2 separate regions of the Homo sapiens genome follow, and region 2 is linked to region 1. A link is an interaction called in ENCODE POLR2A ChIA-PET data of the cell type or tissue named here. Cell type or tissue: PC-9. All regions are shown on one strand. Links, peaks and the distances in the headings refer to the core of each region. The heading gives the core; the rest is flanking DNA. Region 1 overlaps NFYB (nuclear transcription factor Y subunit beta). Region 2 overlaps WASHC4 (WASH complex subunit 4).

Region 1 (13,669 bases), core at 2,433-10,432:
ACAGAGTGAGACTCCGTCTTAAAAAAAAAAAAAGGGGGGGGGGCCAGCACATATTTTAATGACTTTATTCTTACCTGACACACTTGCTCAGATTAATTTTGGTAAAGGAGTTCTTATAATAAGTTGTCTTGCACAGGTATCCCTTTAATATGCAGTGGAAAAAGAAACAGTCTGGAGTAAGATCAGGGAAAACTGTAACTTTACTATTAGGCAAGTGTCTCTCTTTAAAGGCAATGGCCAGAAGCCAGAGAAATGAATCCATGCCAGTGCCATCTGTGGCCCAAGATTTGAAGGGATTCTGCCTTATGGTTTCACAAATCCTTAAAATCAGGTACAAAAAGCAGCAGTCTTGAAACAAATTTCTAAGGGGCTGTACAGCAGCCAGTATAAAAGGCTGTATTACACATCTCCTCAGTTTTGGGTGGTGCTGTTTGTTTTCTGTTTTTGGTGATTAGTACAAAGGTTTTACAAATGTTTGAGGACCTTTTCTGATGAAGTTAAGACCTGAAGAATGAGTGGGACTAGGCAGAGGGAAGTCTATGTGTTTAAGGTCATGGCAGGTGGGTGGGGGAGGCAAAGAACTTGGCATAAGGAGCCTAGACGAGATCAGGGGTGACTGGAGCTCCCCAGTCAAGAGAGAGCTAAACTTGGTGAAGTAACATTTCTAGCTCTAAAAGAAAACATAAATTAAAACTGAATATTTTTCAGGCAGTGTAGTATAGTTCCTTAAAAAACAAAGTTAGAGTTCCATTTTTTAACTCACAAGCACATTATATGACTTAATAGGAGTTTAAGGTCAATATATACAAATTATTAACTTATGTAAATTAATTTATCAGCTGCCTAATTCAGGGAAACCAAAAAATACATTTAAAATAGACTAGTAAAATAGATTTCACCCAGTATCACTTTCTTTTGAAGCCCTCTAAGAAGCTGCCTAATTATTACTTATTTGAATGACTTAAAGTGTATTTTATCACATAAAGCAACAAACATCATCTTGTTTATATTGTTGATAAAATAACAATTTTCCTTAAGAGAAAATATTTTTTAAAAATCTTGCATTGCAAGATTTCATTCTTAGCAAATGGGAGAAACTATTCTTTCCACTTTTCATGCCTAATTTCTACTGCTGTAGAAGTCCTTTTAATTGGGCCCTCATAACTATATTCAATTAGAATTATTAAAGTTAATTGGTACTCCTTTAACTCACTAAGACAACCCAGAAAACAGGCAATAAGGCATGTTTTTGAAGAAAGGAAAACACTGCACACATAATACAGTGTAGGAGGGGAAAAAAAATACAAATAGCTTCAAACACTGTCATATCTAAGTATGTGACATTTGGAAGGCAGCATTTAAAAAACAATCCTCATTGGACTCAAGAGGATTTTAAAGCATCTCCGTTAGAGTGAGGTAGTGAGGGGATAGATAGAAGCTATCTAAGATAGAAGCTACCTAAGTCCCCTTCTACTACCTGGAACTCACTCACGGAAACCCATTTCTCTCTTAGATACTCAAGAAAGCAATGTTTACAAAATTATAAAAAACATTTTTATGATAGGTTAACATGGGAGCTTGCATACATAAGAAGTTCCAGAGGAGAAAACATGACATTCAGTTAAATGCAACATGGGCCAAGGAAGACAGAGACCCCAGCTCTGACAAGCATAAATTAGGATATTATGCACCTGACACATTCAGAATGTCCATTTTCTTTCCCATCAGAGTATGAAGTCCAACAATGAAGTCAATACATAAAAAAGGTGACCTGATTTTACCTGGTGTAAAATTTTAGTTAGCACTACTAGCAAATTATGAAGTTTGGAAATTTGTTGTAGTATATACTAATTTAAAATTTACTCAAATTCCTGTTTGTTTGAGACAAGAGTCTTGCTGTGTCACCCAGGCTGGAGTGCAGTGGCGCGATCTCGGCTCACTTTAGGCTCTGCCTCCCAGGTTCAAGGGATAATGCCTCAGCCACCAGGGAGTAAGGGACTACAGGTGTGCACCACCACACCCTGCTAATTTTGTATTTTTTGTAGAGACGGGGGGTTCTCCATGTTGGCCAGGCTGGTCTCAAACTCCTGACCTCAAAGTGATCTGCCTGCCTTGGCCTCCCAAAGTGCTGGAATTATAGGCATGAGACACCCCATACCTGGCCTCAAATTCCTTTTTTATCTTCATTCTCTACTTGAACAAATATTAATCTTTAAAATAATTTTAGAGACAGTATCTGATAATCAAAGACCAAGTGCTTTTATCAGTTATATAGTGACACACTGCTTGGATCAAGTGGAAAATATCTCAAAAATACACTCATAACGAAGTATCAAAAGCCTTAAAATTTTGCATATTTGGTAACCCAGCAATTCAAAGAATTTAAGAAAACAGTCATGGATGTACATGGGATTCAGTGAAGTGCTGTTTATAACTGTGAAAAGATGTAAATAGTCAAAATATCCAATAGAAGATTAAATGAATTATGATTGAGTCATACAGCAGAATAATAAACCAATAAAAATGATGCAGAAGACTATGCATGACCTGGAAAAGATGTTCCCAATATATTGTTAAGTGAAAAAAGCAGGTTACAAAATGGTATGCACAATATGAGCCCATTTTTATAAAAATATACATATTTAGCAAAGTAAAAGGACAAATGATATTTATCAAAATATTAACATTGGTTCTTTCAACATAGTAGGATGACTGTTGATTTTGCTTAACTACTCCCCCATTTTTTCCTATTTGAATTTACTACAATGAAGTTTGTTTTTTAAATGGAGAGTAGGAGATGAGGACATTATTAACCTCTGATTAGCCCACATATACTCCTAAAGGCTCCTTCTGGCAAAGTAAATGTTTCTGTTCAGCCTATATCTGGGAAATTGCTTCTACCTTATAAATTTGAGTGTCCTTCAAAGATGATATTCACTCCAACTTCCTTTTAGGCAAACTATACAATAGCAATTTTTGATATTAAAAACTTAAAAAAGAAATCCCTCAAGTTAATTAACACCAAAAAGAATAGATGAGAAAATACAAATCCTCACTTTTCAAAAAGAAACAATCCAAGTACATACTACTAAATTATACAAAGTTACATTATTTACGTTTAGTTTATTGCAGAGATGAAGACAGCATACTAGAAGTTGGCTTCTATTTCACACCGTTCACAGCACTCACTCTGTTCTCCATTTCATCCACTCACCCATGCAAAAGGTCTGTACACGCAATGATGTCTGATGTTTCTTGGTTTCCATAGTGTAACAGGAAACTTGACATTTCAATTAAAAAGGTAAAATGAAGACATTTACCATCAGACTATAAAACTCCTCTTCTGTAAGAGAATACTATAGTACTTGAAGATATGATTTGAAAAAAAATCATGTACCAAATGAAAGGGGCACCATTTCAAGAGCACTAGGACTACATTAAACTTAAATATATTCCCACATTCTTAAAAATGTAACTCAAAACCAAATCTAGTCTTAAAAAAGCTCCAGTAACTAAAACTACATTAACAGGCACGATGAACAGTGTAAACACTGTTAATGGGCACCAAGTTTAACAGGGCAGACAATATTTGCTTCTGCATTCACACTTATTCAATTACATTTTTTAAAAAAATGATGCTGCTTAAACTATTAATGTTTTACCAAAAAAATAATAATTTTAATAAATACAGCAAATGCTAGAAATCTAGCTAGGTTATCATGCAAGGTATAACCAAGACAAACTCAAATTTATAATAAAGGCAACTTGCATTCAAAATGAACTCTACCCTTATATTTTATTAAAAGGGCAAACATCATGAATTAACCCAGCCGCTTACTTGAATTACAAAAGTAACATGATTCAATATGAAAATAAGAAACTGTCTACAAATCTCTGACAGTAATAAATTGCAATATACAATGCATACAGGAGTCATACAGAGCAACAAACTCTCGTACAAAACAAAAATATTTTAATACCTTTAAAATCCAAATTTTTCTTTAAAATCATTCATGAAAAAGATTCTCAAGTCAGAATTAACACCTCAATTAGTCAAGCATCAGGAAGCTACATTACAGCTATTAATATACAAAGATACATCTTTTCACCAGTCTTTCCTTCTGATGTCTCTGTTCCAGAATCATACAGACTCTCATTTCTCTACACTCCCCATTCCATCATTTCTTCAGATCATGAAAACTGAATTTGCTGAACACCAGAAATCTAAGATTAGAAAATTTAAATTGAGCAGAATTAAAGAAAAGGAGATTAAAAGTACCATATGCATATTATAAAAATTCAGTGAATAAAAAGACAATAACAAGTCTAATTCCCATTTCTTGTGTATCTTTCTAGAAATCTCCTATGCAAATATGAACATATGCTTATTTTTAACTATTAAGAGAACACTATATACTGTTATCTACATTGAGAAAACACAATTTTAATAACCTTCTTTATCAGGTCCTTAATAGCATGTTGAAATTAACTATATCAATAGATATAATAAAAAAAAAATTTTTTTTTTGAGACAGAGTCTCACTCTATTGCCCAGGCTGGAGTGCAGTGGTGTGATCTCAGCTCACTGCAACCTCCACCTCCAGGGTTCAAGTGATTCTCCTGCCTCAGCCTCCAAGCAGAGGGGATTACAGGTACACGCCATGACGCCCAGCTAATTTTTGTATTTTTAGTAGAGACAGGGTTTCACCATGTTGGCCAGGCTGGTCTTGAACTCCTGACCTCAGGTGATCCACCCACCTCGGCCTCCCAAGGTGCTGGGATTACAGGCATGAGCCATGGGGCCCTGTCGATACAATCAAATTTTTTAAGCATTTAAAATACAAAGGACTGTACCTGTTGATATGATGTTGTGTAAACCATAACATTTTGTTGTTGACCGTCTGTGGTTATTAAGCCAGCTGGTAACTGGTTAGCTAAAAGAAAAAAAATTAGTTAAAGAGGGAAATGAACTATATCTACTTTCTTGGGTTGTATCTTAAGGTTGTACCATTAATGTCTCATTACAATTCTGCCCGGTATCAATGATGTAGTCTTGGACAAAATAATAAATCCTCCAATTTTCCATTTTAAAAAATGTTCCCTAAAAACCACATTATTTTATATTGCGTTTTTCAATTTTCCTATCTCTAACATGTACCTTAGCTAACTGCCCATGTGTACAAATCTGTAGACAGACTGGATGAAGTTTCTGATTCATGATTAAACTACACTACACCATGAGGTTTGGCTAGGAGCAACATATAACTGAGCAGCATATAGTTTACATATGAGAAATATATATAATGAGAAATTTACTCAACATAGCCCTTTTATTTCACCAATATGACAACATGATACTCAATTTAAAAAAAACTGAGTTGAAATTTATTTAAATCATAAGATTTTATATTACAAACTTTTCCTTAATATTCCTATCTCATATGAATCTTCACCAAAAACTAGGGGCTACAGAACTCAGTCAGAACTATCAGTGAAAGGTTATAATGTCTACAGAATTAAACTTTTCTACACTTATCACTCACTGACTTCAAATAAAAGGGCATGAACTGATAAGAACTATTTAAAATAGTGCTTTGTCAAAATACTCACTGCTGACATTCCAAAAATACCATTAGATACTTAGTATGAATCATTGCTAACAATCTACATGACTTGTATTATAACAATGCTTACTAAATGCCTCCTCTGTAAGCTCTTCACTTAGTCCATCTGTAGCTGTGACTGCTCCACCAATTCCCTTTTCTCCTTTCATAGCCTGAGGAAGGAAAAAAAAAAAGTCACTGATATTCAAATGAAATTGTCTTCCAAATGCAAATGCTTACTTATTGCCTAAAATTAGGAGCTTCTATTATTACAAACTCTAAGCAGAGTATTTATTAACACTTCTGGTTAATTACATATGAAGAAGGCTTTCAGAAGGCTAACTTTTAATATAAGCTGTAATCATTAACAAGACAGAGTTAGTAATGACCTAGAAAGCAAAGTATTTACAGATAAAAATAAATTATTCTAATTCCACATCATATCAAAGGGGTAACTCTACTTACAGATGAAGAAGTCTGCAAAACACCACCAATATTGAGCTTATAAATCTACAAATGATCCAAGTGATCACTTAAGTATATATATGTCTCTCAGCCAACTGGGCAGTACTGTAGCAAGCTGAGAGTTAAAAATTCCTAAATTAATTTGGCCAAATACTTCTAGGTTCCTATGATACTGAAGATCTGTAAAAATAATGTCAGGAATTTACACATTCTTTTCCTACTTCAATTATTCCATGCAAATATCACTAATTTAATGGGATTCAAACACTAAAGATATTAAGAATATATTTTGAAAGTAATGTGAATCTGACACCTAAGCTGGCATGTGGAAATAAATATGCTGAACTCAACTGCTTTTCACAAAATCCATTCCTACAGGCAAAGATAAACCTAAGAAATATAGAAGAATTCAATCAATAATAAGACATATGATTATACCTTCCTCTTTTTATTATCTAAAAGACTCCAACCTTACTACTTTTAATGCTACTTCTTTGAAATTAACAATAGCAGCAAGAAGTAACATTAATGAGCACTGAACATTATTTAGTACCATCCATAATTCTATGATATAGGTACTATTAGCCTCATTTTACAGATGAGGAAACCAAGGCCTAAAGTAATTAAATAATCTGTCCAAGGCCACAGAATTTGCATGTGGCAGAGCTGGGATTCAGCCTCCTGGTAGTCTGAATACAAAGTCTGTGCCCTTAAATCATTATATAACTATGCTATAGTTAGTAATAAACAAAGGGAAAAAGAAAGGACTTTCTATTTAAGTACTGTAATATAAGTCAGTGATCCCCAACCCCCAGGCTGCAGACTGATGAGTGTCCGTGGCCTGTTAAGAACCCAGCCACACAGCAGGAGGTGAGGGTCTGGTAATCCAGCATTACCACCTGAGCTCCGCCTTCGGTCAGATCAGCGGCCACGTGAGATTCTCATAGGCGCTGGAACCCTATTGTGAACTGCGCATGCAAGGGATCTAGGCTGTGCGTTCCTTATGAGAATCTAACTAATGCCTGATGATCTGAGGTGGAACAGTTTCATCCTGAAGCCATCTACCCCTCGCACCCCTCCCCTGACCCCAGAGCGTGGAAAAATTGCTTTCCACAAAACAGGTCCCTGGTGCCAAAAATGTTGAGGACTGCTGATATAAGCAATTAAATACTTCTGAGAAATGTTACATAATTTACTACAAAATGAATTTTTAAAACAAGTAATACATTTACAAAGTTAAAATAAATAATGTCTCTTATTTTCTTAAAAGCACAATGGGGGCCGGGCATGGTGGCTCACACCTGTAATCCCAGCACTTTGGGAGGCCGAGGCAGGTGGATCACCTGAGGTCAGGAGTTTGAGACCAGCCTGGCCAACATGGTGTAACCCCCGTCTCTACTAAAAATACAAAACTTAGCCAGGCATGGTGGTGCACGCCTGTAATCCCAGCTACTCAGGAGGCTGAGGCAGGAGAGTTGCTTGAACCCAGGAGGCAGAGGTTGCAGTGAGCCGAGATCTTGCCACTGTACTCCAGCCTGGGCAACAGAGCGATACTCCACCTCAAAAAAAAAAAGAAGAAAAAAAAAAGCACAATGGGAGATATTTTATTTACCTCTCTGAATTTCTGAAGGTATAATTTCAGAGGTTCCACATAACTGTCAAAGCCTAAAGTAGACATAGCAAAGAGAATATCTTCTCCATTGATTGTTTTCCGTTTCTCTTGATGGCACCTTTCACTTGCTTCAGATGTTATAAAACTGATGAACTCACTTACACATTCTTGAACACATTCTTTGGCATCTTTTGCAATCTGAAGAGAAAATCATAGGTAAATTACAGAAACTATAACCATCACCTTCCTAACAACCTACAAAAATGAAAGCCTATTCAGAAGAACACATCTTCACTTTATGACTATTTAATCTCTTAAATATATGTTATAACATTAACACAATGTGTGCTATCAAAAGTCCACACCTCAGAGTCAGAATAAAAGCTCAAATACAAGTGAGAGAAGCCTTGACAACTATTTACAGAAACAAATCTAATTTAGATGTAAAAGAGTGCCTGGCAGGGTGACTCATGCCTGTAATCCCAGCACTTTGGGAGGCCGAGGCGGGCGGATGACCTGAGGTCAGGAGTTCAAGACCAGCCTGGCCAACATGGCGAAACCCCATCTCTACTAAAAGTACAAAAAATTAGCTGGGCGTGGTGGCAGGTGCCTGTAATTGCTGCTACTCAGGAGGATGAGGCAGGAGAATTGCTTGAACCCAGGAGGCGGAGGTTGCAGTGAGCCGAGATTGAGCCACTGTACTCCAGGCCTGGGCAAAAAGAGCGAGACTCCGTCTCAAAAAAAAAATTAAAAAAATTTTAAAAAGATATAAAACAGCAATCACTGGATGTTCCTACCACCCCACAGAGGATGAAAACTCTTAATAACCCAGTGCCCCTGGAAAATCCATTCCACCATGCATATTTTGTGGGCGACATAAGTACCACTTCTCTGCCCTAGCATTTCCATGAATAAAGACACCAGAAAACAAAAAGCAAAACAGGAACTAAAAAACTGAATTCACATAAGGCTTGGAAAAGAGAGAAATGATAACATACGGTGACTTTGACTTTTTTATTATTTGGGATACACAGTGTCAGATACAGGTTTTGAGTTTACTAAAAAGCCTGCCTAAAGAAGCACACATCTGCCACTTCATTATAAAAACAATTTTTCCCTTAAGGGTCTGGGGTCTAAAAATGAAACTCCAATGGATTAATCAAGCAATTGCAAAGCCACTTGTAACAGCAATACCACTCAAACTCCCTGCCGAAACACACTGTCTTTCACCGCCATGCCTATTTTCCATACTGGAGAAAGTAAACAAGAACTGCATAAATGCAGTCAAGCAAGATAATATAATGTGAGCCACATATGTCAGTTTAGATTCTCTAGTAGCCATATAAAATAAAATAAAATTAATTTTAATATATTTAATTTAACCCAATATAGCCAAATTCTTACCATTTAAACATAGAATCAATTTTTAAATGAGAAATTTTAATTCTTTTCTTCATACTAAGTCTTCAAAATCTGGTGTTTCAAATTTACAACACATCTCCATTCAGACCAGCCACATTTCAGGTGCTCCTGAGCACATGGCTTGTGGCTATGGTACTGACCAGCGGCATAGCTGGTCATACATAGCCTATGTAAGCAATAATCAGCATTTGTGCTTTTTTTTCCTTAAAACATAAGGACAAAATTCTCAAACTGTAAGTTCTAAGCTTAGTGATGTATTTTAATAGCATATTTATTTGTAAGCTTTATTACTTCCATAAGTCTTTTTAAACTATAAAATGACAGAAAAATTACCAATAGAAAATGATATAAAACGTGTGAATTTTAATTCAGACCAAGTGATGAGCAATGACAATGAGTTTTAAAAGTTCTAAGAAGACAAAACTACTTAAGAAAAAAAAATATCAATTTAAATGTATCTTAGTATCTATAATTATGTAAAAATAGCTGTTTCCAAATACCAGGATTTGTTTTGGAAAATTCTTATTACACCTATATCAGACCAATACGACCTAAATTTACTGCAACATTATAGAAGTTACAGCTTCAGTCTACGGCCATACCACCCTGAACGCGCCCGATCTCGTCTGATCTCGGAAGCTAAGCAGGGTCGGGCCTGGTTAGTACTTGGATGGGAGAAGTTACAGCTTCAGGCCGGGCACAGTGGCTCGTGCCTGTAATCCCAGCTACCAGGGGAGGCTGAGGCAGGAGAATCGCTTGAACCTGGGAGGTGGAGGTTGCAATGAGCCGAGATCACGCCACTGCACTCCAGCCTGGGCAACAAGAGCGAAACTCCGTCTCAAAAAAAAAAAAAAAAGTTACAGCTTCATACACCCAAACCTGATAGTTCTGACAACGTACCTATTTTTTAAAACAGTCGGGCCAGGCACAGTGGCTCATGTCTATAATCCCAGCACTTTGGTAGGCCAAGGCGGATGGATCACCTGAGGTCGAGAGTTCAAGACCAGCCTGACCAACATGGAGAAACCCCATTTCTACCAAAAATACAAAATTAGCTGGGCATGGTGGTGCACGCCTGTAATCCCAGCTACTCGGGAGGCTGAGGCAGGAGAATTGCTTGAACCTGGGAGGCGGAGGTTGCAGTGAGCGGAGATTGTACCATTGCACTCCAGCCTGGCCAATAAGAGTGAAACTCTGTCCCCAAAAAAAAAAAAAAAAAAAAAAAACAGTCTAAATTCTATTTTATCTGCCTCCAATAAGTGGGAGAGAGGAGAACATTTAGGGACATGACAGAATTGAAAATGGGACACTGTTCAGTAACTGTGTATGTAGACATGAAAGAAATATTTGATTTGCTGAAAGCCTGAATGATTGAAATCAACAGCTAACTGTACCCATGACCTATGAATTCATGTAGTTTCGTGTTTCCCTTGAAAAAACCTAGTTAAATTTCTCCTCTACGTTACCTTTCCCGTTTGAGGTATGGCATTTTTCATTATCCTAGCCACGTTTGCTATTGGAAGATATATATCTTGTTCTCTGAAACTTTCTTTTGAACCATTTGTGTCTTCATGATCATTCATGCTGTCCTCAGTATCTAAAGAAATAAAAATATTTAGGTGTAAAGCTTCTTATTATTTCTATTTCAAGATAGAAAAAACTACCAAAGTGATCCAGAATAAAATCATTCTGGTTCACCTCTTAACCATTATTTAGGGATTAGGATAGCAAGTCTCTTCATAATTTTTACAGAGCCAGAACTGAACTTTTTTTTTATTAATTTCAGACTCACTGCCTAGAACACTTTTTATCCTCAAATATACCTGCTAAAATCCTACTTGCCCATTCTCCAAAAATCTCAAATAACATCTCCATACCACCTTCAAAAATGATCTTTTCTTTCATAAAATGTAAGTGCTTCTCTATGCCTTTTCTCTTACACATTTTTAGAATTTTTATTATTCCTCATTTCTCCTATTAGATTTTTGCTACTTAATGTCACGAATCAGCTTTGTGTTTCCTACAGCTTGGTACAGCACCTTCCACAGAGTAGGTACTCATAAATATTTATTATACGACTTAGCTATAAAACTTACAGACCGTAACCTATGGCTCCTTCAATACTGCTAGATTAAGAGGTTGTATGTTTCTCCAAACCCAAGTTTATATAAACTCATTTATGTAAAAGTCTATATAAAACTTTTAAAGTTGATATAAAGTTGTCTTGTCTGTATAAAGTTTATATAAAATTCTTTAAAGAATGGAAAAACTGGACTTGATTATTACTGATCCAGTTGGCTTACTAATGTAACTAGTTTTTGAACAAAGCTAGAGCAGTGATCCAACTGTTCATACAAAAAGGGACTTTTCAAATTATATAAATTTAGCTATAACTGAAGCTTGCGCAGTACCAATAACATCCTTTTATGACTAAATGCAGTATCCTGTAAGTAAACTGCCCACTCTTCATATGTACTAAGTAAGGAGGCAAGGCACTTAAGTTGATTCAATTTACGTTTTTATGTGTTTAAAATGATGTTATCAGAATTAATTTATTTGAATATCCGTTTCAGGATGAAATTAATCCCTCTGGCAAGTTTCTTCTAAAAATATATCTCAATTTTTAAAAATTTTACAAATCAGGCCAGGCGTGGTGGCTCATGACTATAATCCCAGCACTTTGGGAGGCTGAAGCAGGCAGATCATCTGAGGTCACGAGTTTGAGACCAGCCTGACCAACACAGCGAAACCCTGTCTCTACTAAAAAAAAATTAGCTGGGCATGGTGCTGGGCGCCTGTGATCTCAGCTAACGGGCAGGCTGAGGCAGGAGAATTGCTTGAACCCAGGAGGCGGAGGTTGCAGTGAGCCAAGATTGTGCCACTGCACTCCAGCCTGGGCGACAGAGCAAGACTCCATCTCAAAAAAAATAAAAAATAAAAAAAAAAAAAAAATTTTTTTTACAAACCAAAATGCCACAAAAGTAAATTATTTCTGATAGGCCAACATAACACTGCCTTTTTTTTTTTTTTTTTTTTTGGAGACAGGGTCTCACTTTGCACTTTGTCACCCAGGCTGGAGTGTGCAGTGGTGCAAACATGGCTCACTGAAGCCTCTACCTCCCAGATTCAAGCAATCCTCCCACCTCAGCCCCCAGCCCCCTAAGTAGCTGGGACTACAGGTACATGCCACCAAGCACAGCTAATTTTTTAATTTTTTTGTAGAGGTGGGGTTTCACCATGTTGCCCAGGCTGGTCTCGAACTCCTGAGCTCAAGTGATCTGCCCACCTTGCCCTCCCAAACTGCTGGGATTATAGGTGTGAGCACCACACTGAGCCAACACTACCATTCTAATACCTGACATAGTTCAAAGTTAATATTGAATGAAAACCAAAAATAAATCATAAGTGCAAGAAATATAATAGCTAGAAATTTAACTCACCCTCTAAATAATTATTTTAGTTACCCTATCAATTGATTATAAATTTCTTATTTAACATTTAAACAGGAAGTCGATAACAAATTTTAAAAGAAACTGTACAGATTTTAGACAAGGTGTATTTTTATAGTAAAAGTCTTTTCAAGGACTCATTCTTTTGAAGACTATTTCTAATAAAAATAGCATGGTACGCCTTTTTAGACTTTCTCATTGAACCGTAACACAAGATTGTAAATTTTCCTATAAAGACACAAGTAGCCTAGAACACCATATTAATGAAATGTCCACTTTCTAACTTGCTTCAACTTGAGAATTTGGTTCTAATTGTGGCTTGCTTACCATCATGAGGCTGTATAACATAATGACTTCCTCCAATATAGTCTGCAGAGATTCCTAGTTGAGAAGCATCTGTTGTAGAACTGTCACCATCCATCTATGAGGAGAAAAACAGTTTTTCAATACTTTTCAAAGTACTAACAAACGTAACAGATTCAACACTTATAAACTGTCACAGGATGATGCATCAATTATACTTTTCATAGCCTTAAGCTTACTAAAAGAGAATTTATATTTCTTTTTTAAAAAATTAATTATTTTTTTGAGACAGGGTCTTACTCTGTGGCCCAGGCTGGAGTGCAGTGGCGTGATCACAGCTCACTGCAGAATCCACCTCCCAGGCTGAAGCAATCCTCCCACCTCAGCCTCCTGAGTAGCTGGACTACAGGCATGCACCACCATGCCTGGCCAATTTTTTTGTATTTTTAGCAGAGACAGGGTTTTGCTATGTTGCCCAGGCTGGTCTGGAACTCCTGGGCTCAAACAAACCACCTACCTCAGCCTCCCAAAATGCTGAGATTACAGGCATCAGCCACCGCAACCAGCCTATATTTCTTGATTTGGAAACTTTCCCACAATTTGTCCACGATTCAAGATTTCCCTATCCATCTTCCATAAGTGATATAAGCATAAGGCCAATAGCGACAAGGAAATGAATCTAAAGCATATGCCTCTTTCTTTTTAAGTGCATAATCTTCAAATATAGTACCACAGGCAACCCTGACTTACAACCTAATTTATCCCTGGAATGATGATCAGCTTAGTAAAGCTGTACACAGTGTCATGTACCTGTA
Region 2 (9,470 bases), core at 1-8,000, 1.0 Mb after region 1:
TACTTTGATCATGCTATATAAAATTGTACCTCCACCCCAGTCCTTATCCTTTTTCCCCTGCTTTTATTTCTTCTGTAGTATGTATCTTTTAATTAATTTAAAATTTTACTTACTGATTTCATTATTATACAGCTCTCCTTTCTAGAATGTAAGCATCATGGGAGGAGGGATTTGTATTCATTTTATTTACTGCTGATTTCACTGTTGTATTCTCAGTACCTGTACTGAGAAACAGTACCTGGGATGTTTGTTGAATGAGTAAATTATATATGTCTATGTAATATTTATCTTTTGAAAACCAGAAAGATGAAATGACTGCTGCAGGGAAATAATGTACTGCAATCAGTATCAAGAAATGGAAGTAAATTTTCTTTGCTGAGTAACCCCAATATTTTCCTTTGTTAGAGATGTACAGTCTTACTACGTCTTTGTGAGCTCATGGATGATGAAAATGGAATCTATTTTGTCTAAAGAGCAGAGAATGGATAAATTTGCTGAAGATCTCACCAATAGATGTAATGTTTTTATACAGGTAGTTGCATCTTATTTCGGGGAATCATTTTTTTGTTAATCCAACTTACAGAAGTTAAACTTTGAAAAAACTGAACAAAGGGTAGAGTATGTTTTTGTTTATTAAAGCAAGTTGATTTGGTTATGTTGGGATCTGTGTGACTTATTAATTTAAATTTTCTAACAACCCATTCAAAGCTCTATATTCCTTTACAACTTGACTATTTAGCTGTATCGTAGAAGTTTTGATATGTTGTATTTTTACTGTCATTTATTTCAAACTATTTAAATTTTTATTATAACTGTGGGCTTTTTGAAAGATTTCCTTATTTTGAAATATATGAGGATTTTCTAGTTATTTTATTATTGAGTTGTAGCAATAATTAAATAATTTTAGTATTTTGAAATTTGCTTTATGGCCTAGCCCATGGTCAACTTTGGTAAACATTTCACGTCTACTTGAAAAGAATGTATAATTTGTATTTGTCAGTTGTAGCATTTTGTATATGACAAGAGGGTCATACTGATTAATGATATTGTCTGGGTATTTCAGATACTGAGAGTCATGTTAGAATTTCCCACTATTGTGGATTTGTCTGTTTATCCTTGTTCTGTAGTTTTTGTTTTGTGTATTTTTAGGCTAAGTATATAATGTTTAGAATTGTTCTGTCTTCCTAGTAAATTAGACCTTTTCTTGTTAAGAAATATTCCTTGTTATCTCTAGTAATGCTTTTTGTTGTAGGTCTCTTTCGTGTGATATTAACTATAACTGTTTTCTTTTAATTAATGTCTGCATGGTATTATCTTTTTTGATCCTTTCACTTGTGGCCTTCCTGGCTCCTTATAGTTAATGTGTGTCTTCCGTAAGTAACGTATATTTTTCTCCTATCTGATAATCTTTGTTTTTTTTTCTTCATAGTACTATTTTTTCTATATGTCATTGTTGATATATTTGGTTTTAAACTACCACCTGACTAGTTGCTTTGTATTTGTCTCACTTGTTCTGTGTCCCTTTTCTTTTCCTCTCTCGCTCTTTTTTGGAGTATTTTTAATTTTATTTCTCCTCCTCTCTATTAGTTTAATTCTATATTATTTTATTGTTCTTTTAGCGGTCACTCTAGACATTTTAAGATGTATCGTTTGCTCATTTAGCTCTAATGTATGTTAGTAGTTTTACCACTTTCCTGACGGTATAAGGATCTTAAACAGCTTTAGTTCTATTTATCTCCCTCTCATCTTCTGTGCTGTTGTTGTGTACTTTGAGTTCCTCTGTATTTTAAACCTCACAAGGCATTATTATCGCTATTGTTGTTTTTATAGTCAGCGTTTATTTAGATTTACTCATATTTACCTGTTCTGTTGCTTTTTATTCTTCCTACATCTCTTAATTTTCATCTTTCTACTTGGGGAATACCTGCTAGTATTTCATTAATACAAGTCTCTGTTGATGAATTGTAATAGTTTTTGGTCTGAATATGTCTTCATTTCAATCATTTTGCTGTGTTAGAATTCTAGGTTGGTGGGGTTTTTTTTTTTCTTCTAGCTTTTAAAGGTGTCATTTTATGGTCTTCTGGCTTCCTTTGTTTTTGTTAAGAAGTCAACTGTAGGTTTGTTGCTTCTAAAATATGTATCTTTCTTTACTTTTTGGCTTTTAGCAGTGTTCCTACAATGCCCCTAGGTGTGGTTTTCTTTGTGTGTTTGTGCTACTTTGGGGTCAGTAGAGCTTCTTGAATTCATGCAATATTCTTTACCATTAACTCTTCGAGCATTATTTCTTTTCTGTTTCCTCTGTTCTAATTCTCTCTTCATCTGTCTCTAATCAATTCATCTACTGAGTTTTAAATTTTAATAATTTTACTTTTTAGCTGGCTTTTTTATAGTTTACAGTTCTCTTCTGAGATACTTGATTTTGTGTTTTATTTTCTTCAACACATTCAGCTTATTTTGAAGCACATGTCTAATAATTTCATTATTTGGGTATTTGTCTTATCTGTTGTTTCTCTTGTTTTTGTACATCTCTTACCTTTTATATACCCAGTTATTTTTTATAGAGTGCCACACATTATATATGAAAAGCTGTAGACGTAATTTGAGGATCTGGATATTTTCTTCCTCCAGAAGGGATTTGTATTTGTATTTGTATTTGCTTTTGTACACAGCTAGTCTAGGACGGTTAGCAACCCAGGTTATATCAATCTAGTAGGTTGATCAAGATGATTTGAAGCAGGATTTTGATCCTGTGATGGTTGTTTAATTCACCCTTACTTTTTTGGGGGGTTATCCTTCAGGATGCCAACTCAGAACTTAGGTGGTTTATGAAAACCAGCTCCGATGAGCCCCAAGCTCCTGTTTTTATTTCCCTTCCCTGTGAGATGTTGTTGAAAGGTATGTTTGGCTTTTGTCTTTAAGGCAGATGATTTAAGAGAAAGCAACCCTGAATGCCAGGATCACTTCTCTGAGTTTCTGTCTTCCAGATCTTGGCCTTATATTTCCTTATTTATTTGAATCCTCTTTGATGCCTTATGAGGCATTTTTAAACCGTTTTGCCCATATATTCTAGTTGTTCTCAGTGGGAAGGCTGATCTAAATTATTTATTCTATCATTAACTAATACAGACTCCAGACTACCCTCTCCCTCACAATTTAGATTTCAAAATACATCCCTTCACAAATTAATGGTTATCTGGGAATGAGCTAATATGGGCCCTGGAGTTCTGAACTTCAAGTACCCCTAAAAAAGGGAAGCCTCCTTTTTCTGCCTGACTTAGAGTTAGATCTTTGCTGTTCCTTGTTTGTGCTTTTTAATTTTTCCCAGGGCTGCACTAGAGTAGGGTCTGATGTAATAGTCTTGCAGCTGACAAGGTAAGACTGTGGCTCTTTCTGCATGTATGTGCCAAGCTTTGGTCTTACGGTCACCTTTCTTAGGATGCTATCCTCTCTTTGATTTTTTCATTTTCTTAATTTAGCATGTCTCTTCGCCACAGAGAAACTTTGTGTGTGGTTCAGAGGAACTCCTACTTTGCGCTGAGTATCATTCCTTTAGTGAGCCACTGTTTCCGATGGGAGAATACTTTCTTTCACATGTGGTGGGACAGGAGCAAAAGTTTGAGGAACATTGGCATATATCTTCTGCCCCACCTCCATAATGTATCTACAATAACATAGTTAAGGTTCCTTGCTAAACTGTACATGTGTCTCTTTTGGGAACTTTATAGACCCAAAGAATCTCCATCATTATCTTTGTGTTTTTCTGTGTGTCCCTTTTGGGTTTAAATGAAAAAGTGTTTGAGAAGCAATATCCCTTTTTTCCTTTATTCCACTGTTTCACTGAGTTTAATAGCATTAAAAGAATTTTAACACCTCACAAGACCTGGCTTCCTTCATGAATAGAAGGGGAGGGAGAATCTGTTCTCATTGGGCTGGAAGGAGAGAAAGCCTAATGCAGCACCAAACTAGGCAAGGATGAGATAGCAGATGGACTGTGGGGATTGGTCTAGGTGAATAGGAAAGGGGGACTTGGCTTGGAACTCAAAAATTTCTTTGCCTATCTGTATTGACTGAAGAACAGCCCTCTTTCTCCTTATTTTTCAATTTGTAACTCCTCAGAGTCCTCAGCTCTTGCCTTAAGTGGCAACAGATAGGAGTCTTTATTCTCTTCCCTGGCAGGTAAGATAAGGATGAATAGATACCTTTCTAACATTCAAATTGTTTCACTCAAAGCTTTTTTAAGGGAAAGATTCTTAAGCTGTAATTATACACTATTATTTTGACAGTACAAAACTTCTGGTATGTGACAGGATAAATAAACGGTTAGGGCTGCTTTGAAACTTAACCACCATGTATAACATTGTCTCTGTGAGGAAGAGTATTTCCAAATCTTAAGAGCTGGCTTTAAGATGAACTTTAGAAACATTAGTTATTGGTAAGTTGAGGAATAGCTGCTGTTAAATAGATAATGAAATCTTGAAGAAAATCTTTCCTTGTGATTATAATCAATGTTTTCCTTTACAGGGCTTCTTGTATGCATATAGTATTAGTACCATTATTAAAACCACAATGAATCTCTACATGTCCATGCAAAAGCCAATGACCAAAACCTCAGTTAAGGCATTGTGCAGGCTTGTTGAACTTCTCAAGGTAGGTTTTAGATTATTTTACTGCTCCATCATAATTGAGAAATGACCCAGGCTTAAATTAGGATAATCTTGTAAGGTTTGACTACATGATTATATGAGAACAGAAAATTGTGAGAAAGTACTTCTCTCTCAATTGAATAAAGGAACTAGCCATTTAAATAAATTTCTGAGTAACTACTTATGGCTGGTCATTATATTTAAACTTTATTAAATAAAGTTAATATATCCAGTTTACACAGTAAAAAAAAAAGTTAATGTAGTGAGAGAGAAAAGAAAGAAAATGGAAAAGTTAACTTTAATATTATCAGTAAAGCTTTACTCTTGGAAGTTTTAAAAAGGTTGCATGAGTTAAAAAAAAAAAAAACAGCTTGTCTACCATTATCCATTATAGTGTTTACATGCGTATGAGGTTAGTTAACATAAGGCTATTTATTTTGTAATTTAGATGAAGTGCTGTAATCTTGTGATTTGAACAGTGGACTACTTACAGAGGTGGTCAAATGAATTAAGAATTACAGTGCACTTATGCAAGTATGGTAACGTGTTTCTTAGCTTACTTCTGTATTAAAGAAAAAACCTGTAGGCAGGAAAGTCCAGTTAACCTTTTGTAAAAATTGAAATTAAGATTTGCTGGTAAATTTTCTCCTAATAATTGACTAGATTTGTTCAGGAAATAAAGATTTTTCTTTTGGAGATTCTGCCTTTGGATTTTCAGCCTTTTTTTCTTTGTATGATTTGTTTATAGATATTTTATGTTAGATTTATTTTTTATGAACTATAAATACAGACAAGTATATGTGTATGTTAGAATATGTATAAATATGTAATACATAAGCATGGTTTTAAAAATAATAACCACTGTCCCACTTAAGAAATACCCACTGTCCCACTTAAGAAATAGAATGTTACCAATATTTTCAAATGCTGTGTTTTTTCCTAATTGCATCTCAACCTGTCCACCTCAGAGGAAACTACTGTCCTGAATTTTATGTTTATCATTCTCTTGTTTTTCTTTTTAGCTTGCCAAATATGGATGAATCAATAAAGCATTAATCGTTATATATGTTTTTGAAGTTTATATTAGTGGAGCAGTATTTTATGTATTTTTTGATCCATTTTTTTATTCAACATTTTGTTTTTTACTCAGCATTTTGTATTTGAGGGTATCCATGTTGGGATGAGTAGCACATCTATTTTCATTGTTGTGTAGTGGATAGACTTCGGGTTGTTTCCGGTTTTTGTATCATAAACAATGTTGCCATCCTTGTATGTGTTTCTTGGTGTACTTGTGCAGGAGTTTTTGTAAGGAATTATATACCTAAAGTTGGTTACTGGATTATGTGTTACGTATATGTTCACCTTTTCAAGATGATGTCACATTGTCTCTATAGACAGACTATATATATGTGTGTGTGTATATATATATATATATATATATATATATATATGCCTCCCACAATACATTAGAAAATTACATTAGAAATAAAATTGTATTTCCAATTGACCAACACTGGTATTATCGAGCTTCATTTTTTAAAATAAATTAGTGGGTATAATTGGTTTTATGATTTTTAATATTTAACCCCTGATTGTTAGTGATGGTAAATATCCTTTCAATTATTTATTAACTATGTTTCTTCTTTTGTGAAAAATCTGTTCATGTCTTTTCCATTTTTTTTATTGGATTGTGTGCCTTTAAAAAACAAAATCTTTCATTCATTTTGGGTCTTCTTATATCCTGAACATTAGTCACTTGTACCTGGTAGATATTTTGTGATACATCGGCTTGCCTTTTTATTTTCTTTATAGAGACTTTTGATGAACAGAAGTGCTTAGTTTTAGTATAGTTGAATTTATCAGTTCTATACTTTGTAAGTTTTTTTTTTTTTTTGAGACGGAGTCTTGCTCAGTTGCCCAGGCTGGAGTGCAGTGGCGCCATCTCGGCTCACCTCAACCTCCGCCTCCCAGGTTCAAGCGATTCTGCCTCAGCTACAGGAACTACAGGTGTGCGCCACCATGCCCGGCTAATTTTTGTATTTTTTAGTAGAGACAGGGTTTCACTATGTTGGCCAGGCTGGTCTCGAACTCCTGACCTGGTGATCCACCTGCCTCGACCTCCCAAAGTGCTGGGATTACAGGCGTGAGCCACCACGCCAGGACTGTAAGGTTTTTTTGTATCTCATTTACAAATCCCTTCCCTAGCCTAAGGTCGTAAAGATCTTCTATAATTTTGCCTGAAATTTTTAAGTTGATTGTCAGAAAATTATTTCTGATTCTTTTTAGGCAATAGAGCATATGTTCTACAGGAGAAGCATGGTTGTGGCTGATTCAGTTTCACATATAACACAGCACCTTCAACATCAGGCTCTTCATTCTATTTCTGTGGCCAAGGTATGCAGCTTATTATGTATTTAGCATAAGTATGTTATCTTTTTTGTTTGTTCTTTCATTGTTTTATATGTGTTTTCTGGTTTAACCTGTTTATTCCATTCCTTCAAACATAATATGCTCGGTTATTTATCTCCATAGTATTTTACAATTTTTACTTCAAGTTATTGGCATTATCTTTACTGTGAAATTGCAGCATGTAATACATTAATACACTTCTAAAAAGACATTGCACTTTTGAAATTGATGCATCATTTAAAAAATGATTTCTTAGTAAATTAACATGGAAATTTTAAAGTATGCCTAATACATTTGCTGTTTCTGACAGTACTAAGGGATCATATTACAGAAGTAAAGTATAAATGTCAGAAGCTTAAATGGGGAAAGTATTTGTGTATGCTCTCTTAAATTGAATCATGGAAAAGATAATCAAGAAGTTTTTCTTCTGAGTCTTTTGTTACTGCCTCAGAAACAAATAGTTTTCCTGTTTTATTTTTAAGAAAAGAGTGATTTCTGACAAAAAATACAGCGAACAGCGTCTTGATGTGCTCTCTGCTCTAGTTTTGGCTGAAAACACTCTAAATGGACCAAGCACAAAGCAACGGCGACTTATTGTTTCTTTGGCACTAAGTGTTGGCACACAAATGGTAAGTGTATTGCTATTACTTATGGAACAGAAATGAGATCTGAGATTTCACAGTTCCCTTGTTACTGACCCTAGAAACCTTTGACTGCAACTTCTCTGCCTTTTTTTCCTGTCCCTGATAGAAAACATTTAAAGATGAAGAACTCTTTCCACTTCAAGTAGTCATGAAAAAACTGGATCTTATTAGTGAACTTAGAGAACGGTAAGTAGGACTGGGATATGCTGTGGTACTCCAAAGACAGGGTTAATAGAAACATTGATTTTCTTTTTAGCATAGCAAGAGAAGAAATAAAATTCAGATCGAGCATTAGTTCCTTTCTGTAACTTCTTTAGCATGACCAAAATGAGATTGTGACTAGGGATCATATTTATTTAGCTTTGCTTCTACAGGAAGCATGTAGCCCCTAGAAAAACTCACATGAGAAAAAGCAGTGCAACCTCAGAGCATCTGGCCGACTTTGATGCATATCGTGATTATTATGTTGGGTATCTTTATTGGACTTAAATTGCTGTATTATAACAGGGCTTCCTCTATTTGTGTGAGACTTAGCAATCCATGATACGTAGTGTTCTATGATTTTATTTTAAGACACGAATTTGAATTAACATTGTTGAATTAGTTTTTGGAAGGCTTATTTTTGTAGCTCCTTCTGGCTTTCTTGTTTTCTTTTTGTTGAGTAAGCGTAAATTTCTTGAAGGGAAATTTGAATTTTGGTTTCCAGCTGAATTAAGGTTACAGCACAATTTCCATTTAGTATTCATATTTATAACTTACTTTTTTGTTGTTCTGGAGAAGCTGACATTTTTCTTGTTATTGGCATTTAATTTTCCACTCTTGGAAGAAATATTGAGCCTTTTTCATTATAAGATAGTTAATGATCATTCTGTTGCCCTTTAAGGTGTGAAATAGTCACTTGGCAAAGATTGTAGACATGTTAAGTGTGGGTTTTTTTTTGGGGCGGGGGGGGTCACAATTTTTTTTTTTTAAAAGATTTTTCTTTCCAACTTAGAGTCAGGGAAAATGGAGCATGTGATGCAAGTATTTAAGTCTAGTCATAGCAAATAATATTGAAAATGAGTTTGTTTTTATTTACCAAAACCAAAAATGGTCAATAAATGTTTATTTTAAACTCTGATATTTGAATATTATGCATATCATTTTTCAAGTATGGTTTACAAAAGCATATGTGCAGAATTCTGACAATGTCAGGCATTGGAGTGTTTGTTACCTTTGTTTCATTTTGATAGTATTTCTTTTGTGACTTTTCTATACTATGTTGGGTTAAGTGATGTAGGGAATGCGAACTGTGTAAGATGGAACTCTTCCTTCTGTAGTAGATGTCATTCCTTTCATATTGTTTTGGGATTCTTCAGTTTTGGTGTGACTGATTACTACTTTACATTGTAGAGTCCAAACACAATGTGACTGTTGTTTTTTATACTGGCATCGAGCTGTCTTCCCAATTTATTTAGATGATGTATATGAAAATGCTGTTGATGCAGCCAGATTACATGTAAGTAAAGAACAATATAAAGAATAATTCTATCATTTTAAAAGTCACTGTGTAAACCGTTTTAGTTTAAAATAGATCATTTGATTTAATAAACTTTTAAAATTGACTGTTTTGTAAACTGCATATTCATAAAGTGTTTATAGTCTGTAGTTAAATTTTATGTTACTGTTAACGAAGTTAATTTATTTAATTTCTTCCTTCATGTTCCTAATCATTTTCATTTCACTTAATTTTAGTTTATGTCATAGTAATCTGACATTTACTCATCAGCAAATT

What was found. ChIA-PET counts read pairs that join two places held together with the same protein. Peaks named below come from ENCODE experiments on the same cell type or tissue, not always from the same donor. Only the 100,000 strongest peaks of a DNase experiment are listed, where the experiment ranks them.
Region 2: POLR2A ChIA-PET joins it to region 1 with 5 read pairs; 2 of 35 experiments call an interaction of 5 or more read pairs at or near these places.

Annotation. Positions count from the first base shown.
Region 1 is chr12:104,115,546-104,129,214 of GRCh38, forward strand. NFYB (nuclear transcription factor Y subunit beta) reads right to left here. Exons shown (of 8, transcript NM_006166.4): 3 at 12,879-12,972; 4 at 10,569-10,699; 5 at 7,681-7,878; 6 at 5,695-5,776; 7 at 4,855-4,934; 8 at 1,541-4,224. The coding sequence ends at 4,192. It also overlaps the pseudogene RNA5SP370. Among named protein-coding and RNA genes, the nearest start is that of NFYB, 16 kb to the right of the region's middle. RefSeq lists an enhancer at 1,047-1,216. In PC-9, for the core only: no CTCF peak of the experiment used is centred there; a DNase peak (open chromatin) is centred at 5,676; H3K27ac peaks cover 1,210 bases.
Region 2 is chr12:105,133,365-105,142,834 of GRCh38, forward strand. It overlaps WASHC4 (WASH complex subunit 4), which reads left to right. Exons shown (of 33, transcript NM_015275.3): 14 at 406-532; 15 at 4,522-4,647; 16 at 6,930-7,037; 17 at 7,535-7,681; 18 at 7,803-7,882; 19 at 9,089-9,194. Among named protein-coding and RNA genes, the nearest start is that of WASHC4, 30 kb to the left of the region's middle. In PC-9, for the core only: no CTCF peak of the experiment used is centred there; no DNase peak of the experiment used is centred there.